Linked DNA regions of Homo sapiens: region 1 is linked to region 2. The links are chromatin loops, found by intact Hi-C in ENCODE. Cell type or tissue: ovary. All regions are shown on one strand.

What was found. Hi-C counts contacts between places; a loop is a spot of excess contacts. Peaks named below come from ENCODE experiments on the same cell type or tissue, not always from the same donor. Only the 100,000 strongest peaks of a DNase experiment are listed, where the experiment ranks them.
Region 1: it touches region 2 in a loop (3-fold over the local background); 2 of 110 quality-filtered maps call a loop at or near these places.

Annotation. Positions count from the first base shown.
Region 1 is chr19:6,752,226-6,754,725 of GRCh38, forward strand. SH2D3A (SH2 domain containing 3A) reads right to left here. Exons shown (of 10, transcript NM_005490.3): 6 at 2,391-2,500; 7 at 2,026-2,200; 8 at 1,827-1,938; 9 at 1,231-1,416; 10 at 1-528. The coding sequence ends at 368. Among named protein-coding and RNA genes, the nearest start is that of TRIP10, 14 kb to the left of the region's middle. RefSeq lists silencers at 1,175-1,354, 1,525-1,734. In ovary, a CTCF peak has its summit at 1,262 (motif pointing left); DNase peaks (open chromatin) are centred at 474, 1,266 and 1,626; H3K4me3 peaks cover 779 bases; H3K27ac peaks cover 1,081 bases.
Region 2 is chr19:5,986,149-5,988,648 of GRCh38, forward strand. The region is part of intron 1 of RANBP3-DT (RANBP3 divergent transcript); the gene reads left to right. Among named protein-coding and RNA genes, the nearest start is that of RANBP3-DT, 9.0 kb to the left of the region's middle. In ovary, a CTCF peak has its summit at 1,384 (motif pointing right); a DNase peak (open chromatin) is centred at 1,383.

The DNA of each region.
Region 1 (2,500 bases), 770 kb after region 2:
TGGCTGGTCTTGAACTCCTGGCCTCAAGCCTTCCTTCCGCCTCGGCCTCCCAAAGTGCTGAGATTACAGGCCTGAGCTGCTGTATGGCTATGATTTTGTTAAAGGCCGACACAGAGGTGAAGTCAACTGCTAGAAATCACGGCTTTTAAGAGGTGGAGTCACATTTGAACTCTGGCCTCTGATGCCAGATCTGCAGGTCACATGTTCACCATGGTCCAGGTGACCCTGACTGCGGTCCCCACCTCTTCTGTGAGGCACAGGGCAGGATTCCACCTGAGGCGCGAGGAGCCTGGGACGACTCCTTTGGTCTCTTCTGGGGTTCGCAAAAACCTGGGGGTCCCGGGTGTGAAGAAGGGTGTCTGCGCTCTCAGCGGTCAGGCTCCAGGCGCTGCGACAGGACGCCGAGGACGCGCTGGAACTTCTCAAAGCGTTCAGCGCGCGGAGCTCCCGCGCCCCGGCTACCCCAGAGCAGCCTCCGCACGAAGCCGGTGGTCAGGGCCTCCCTCAGCTCCGGGTTAGGCCGGAATCCTGGAAGCAAGGTCAGGTGGGCTGGGGGCGGGGCCCAGGCGCCCGCCTCGCCCCTCCCAACCTCCCGGCACCTTCCTTTCCCCAGAGGACTTTGACCCAACAGGGGCCCGGGAGGGACCTGCCCCACCTGCGGGATGACTAGGCGGGGTCAGAGGGGAGGGGGCTTCCAGCTCTCTGCAGGAATGGGGGTGGGGTGCCTGAGGGGCTCTACCGCAGTGCAATGGGGTGGCCTGTTCCAGGTGCCAGATCCTGGAGGTCCCGCCTTAGGGGCTGTGCCTGGACGTGGGGCTGCCCCGAGGACGGGATCCCAGGTTGTCGGGGAAGGTGGGGGGATCTTGCCGGGTGGGCTGCCCTAGGATAGGACGGAGGAGTCGTTTTGGAGGGAGCAGGGCGTTCTTGGGGATCGAGATCCCTGGGGGACGGGATCGTCTTAGGTGGGAAGGGGGAGTGGGGACCCGCGGAGGTGGCTCTGGGGGCAGGACAGCCCGTTTTGAGGTGGACGGCCCTGTTCCTATCAATACCGCTGGATGCAGCGTTTGCTTGGGGTGAGAACCTTCCTGGAGTGGAGCCGTCCCAGTTTGGGTGGGGCTCCGGGAGGCGTGGCGAGAGGCTCCCCTCCTGGGACAGGCTGGGTTTGGGGGATCCGGTTAGAACCTGCAGGGTGCTCTGAAGTCTGCAGTCCAGCGCAGAGGGAACGCTCACCTCGCAGGCGCTGGGCTGCCACCTTGCGGAATTTGGGTGCGTCCCGGACCATGTGACGCGCCCCGTGCAGGGTGCGCAACAGCCGCTCACAGCTCTCGTCCAGCGGCCCCGCGACTTCCTCGCCCTCCAGTAGGCGAACCATGGGTGCCACGTGCGGCAGCGCCACCTCGCCGGGGTCGCAGGGTCCTGCGGAGGGGGAGGGTCTGATCAGGGTTTGGGGCTGTAGATGGGGCATAGGGCAGAGGTGGAACCTAGGACAAATGCAGGGGCGGGGCTTAGGACTGAGCGACAGCGGGGTCTGTGGAGAGGGGCCAGGACCACACGCCCCGTATGGAGGGCGGGGCCTATGGCGAAGGGGCGTAGCCTAGGGAAAGGGGCTGGGACCAAGGCTGGTGGGGGCGTGGCCTAGGAACAAGTCTCGTGTGGAGGGCGGGGCCTAGGGAAAGGGCCAGGACCAACCCTCATGTGGAGGGCGGGGCCTATGGTGAAGGGACCGGGCCTAGAACAGATGCAGGGACTGGGCATAGGACTAGATTGAGTCCTGTTAAATTTGGTCTGGGCCCCCAGGGGATGCTAAGCCCCAGACCTTCACTTACCAGCGCCCTCATCCAGAGCCCGCATCAGCGGCTTCAGCTCCTGCTCAAAGGCCAGCGCAGCCTCCGTGTGGCTCCTTCGGAGCTGGCGCCACGTGTGCTCCAACCGGGACACCTGGGAGAAGAGATCTGAGCACGCCTCCTCTCCAGTCTTCCCAGTCACCCGCACTCCAGCTTCCTCCAGTCCCTGCTCCCCACGAACCTGGGGCATGAGCAGGGCGCCCATGACTGCAGCCAGCCCGGGCAGGTCCCCCGCCGCCCCTGGCCGCAGCGCCAGCGCCAGCTCTACCAGTCCCCTCAGTGCGGCTGCGCGCTCCTCCAGCGGCCCCGAGCAGCCCAGCACCGCCAGCGCCCCGGCCAGCGCCAGTGTCTGATGCCTGCAGAGGTGGAGGGCAAGGGTCTGGGGGAAGTGGGGAGGTTTGTAATGCAGGGGTGAGGGGGGACAGGAGGTGGCATTGCCCCATCTCCCTTCTTCCCTGGGGAACCATGAGTGGGGAGCTGTTTGGAGATCTTGGGAAGTGGGGGGAATTGGCCTCCCCCAACCAAGATTACAAGCTGCTGGCTCACCTCTCCAGCAGTTCCAACCTCAAGTGGTGTCCATGGGGAAGAGTGAGCAGCTCCAGGCCAGATGAGACTCCCATGTTGCCCCGCTGATCTCTGGTCACTCCCAGGAGGCC
Region 2 (2,500 bases):
AGTGCAGTGGCATAATCTCTGCTCACTGCAACCTCCACCTCCCGGGTTCAAGCAATTCTCCTGCCTCAGTATCCCGAGTAGCTGGGATTACAGGTGCCCGCCACCACGCCCGGCTAATTTTTGTATTTTTAGTAGAGACTGGGTTTCACTATGTTGGTCACGCTGGTCTTGAACTCCTGACCTAAAGTGATCTGCCCACCTTGGCCAGGCTGGTCTCGAACTCCTGACCTCAAGTGATCTGCCCGCCCAAAGTGCTGGGATTACAGGCATGAGTCGCGGCACCCAGCCTCTTTATTTTAAATTAAATAAATTAAATTTTACAATAAATACATTTGAAATAAATTCAGACTTAAAAAAAGTTGCAAAAATAGTACAAAGAGTTCCATATAGCCTCCATCAGCTTCCTCAGATATTCACATCCTGATCAAAATCAGGACATTCGCACTGATACAGTACTATTCACTAATGTGCAAGCCTTATTCACATTTCCTCTGTTCAGCTCTAGTGTCCCTTTTCTGTTCCAGGATTTAGTCCTGGATCCTGTCTTGCATGTAGGTATTTCTCCTTAGTTTCCTTTAGTCTGGATCATTTCCTCCATTTTTTATATACCTTTTCTTGACAACGACATTTCTAACGAGTACTGCCCAATCATTTGGTAGAATGCCCCTTAACTTTGGGTTTGTTTGATGTTTCCTCACAGTGAAACTCAGGTTAAGTGTTTTTGGCAGGGATTACGCAGAAGCGATGTGTGTCTGTGTCAATGCATCCTAGCAAGGGCACATGATGGCGATTTATACCTTTTTTTTTTTTTTTTTTTTTTTGAGACAGAGTCTCTCACTGTTGCCCAGGCTGGAGTGCAATGGTGCAATCTTGGCTCACTGCAACCTCTGCCTACCAGGTTCAAGCGATTCTCATGCATCAGCCTCCTGAGTAGCTGGGACTACAGGTGCGCACCACCACGCCAGGCCAATTTTTGTATTATTAGTAGAGATGGAGTTTCACCATGTTGGCCAGGCTGGTCTTGAACTTGTGACCTCAAGTGATCTGCCTGCCTTGGCCTCCCAAAGTGTTGAGATTACAGACGTGAGCCACCGCGCCCGTCCAATCGCTTGCTTTAAATGGTATCTGCCAGGTGACTTTTTCCCATTGTTATGTTGGGGGGATATTTTGGGCCTTTGTAAACAAATAGGAAATATTCGAGGAAGAGAAGGGGAGGAGGAGAAGGGAAGGAAGGAAATTAGCTCACTCACTCACTTGTTTTTGATCTTTCTTATCATGCATCGTTGCAAATAAGTAAACAAATCAGCCAGGCTTCTGGGCAAAATCCAACTTTGTGTCCCCTGTGAAAAGGAAAACGCTGTGTCACAGAGTGACCACTGGGGGGCAGCAGAGACTTGAGAGGAATCAAAACAACTCCAGGAAAAAGGGCAGTTGGCTACCTTCTGGGAAACTAAACTTACCGGTAAGCTCCGCATCTGCTGGGGTTCTGGTGTCTTCCATGAGCCAGGTCGTGGAAGTGGAGGTAGGGAGTCTTAGTTGCACCTCGCTCCCAGCCTGCTGCTGCTGTTGCCAAGCCGTATGGATGCCCCACCTTGAAAACTGGGGCTGTCACCTCGGGAGGGCTTCACGAGGTCTGAGAATCCCCTTCTGAGACTGGCTAGAAAATTCCTGGGTGCTGAGGGTGTACCTGTTTGGAGACTGATTGCAACCCCCCGAAAGCAGTTCTGGAAGATGTAAGCCAAGGGGGAATTTACTGGAAGGTTATGAGGATATTCATGAGATCAAAAAGAAAGGAGAAGCAACCAGCAGTTTCAACAGGTCTTAGAAGCAAAAATCACTGAGGACAATGCGCCGGGTGTCTCCCCCAGGATGCCTGATCTTTGACTGCTTTCAGTCTCACCCTTCAACGCAGGGTTCAGAGTCTAAGGAGAAAGTGTTGGATGGGGTCAGCAGGGTACGGTACGTTAATTTGTGCTCACCCCCAATCAAATTCATTCCTCCATAAATATTTTCTTTCTTTTTTTTTTTTGAGACGGAATCTCACTCTGTTGCCCAGGCTGGAGTGCAGTGGTACGATCTTGGCTCACTGCAACCTCTGCCTCCCGGATTCAAGCGATTCTACTGCCTCAGCCTCCTAAGGAGCTGGGATTTATAGGCACCGCCACCATGTCCAACTAATTTTTGTATTTTTAGTAGAGAAGGGGGTTTCACCATGTTGGCCAGGCTAGACTTGAACTCCTGACCTCAGGTGATCTGCCTGCCTTGGCCTCCCAAAGTGCTGGGATGACAGGCTTGAGGCACCGTGCCTGGCCCTTCCATCAAATATTTATTGAGCAACAAATACATATTGGGCTCTGTGTGCCCAGCCAGTGGTATGAGATGCCATTTGAGACATCCAAGTGGAGGCAGCCAGTGGAATCCCAGCTCCTCCCCGGGACCTAGGAAGCCCCCATCCCATGACTCTGCAGCCTTCCTCAACCTCCTGCCCTGCCATTCACTC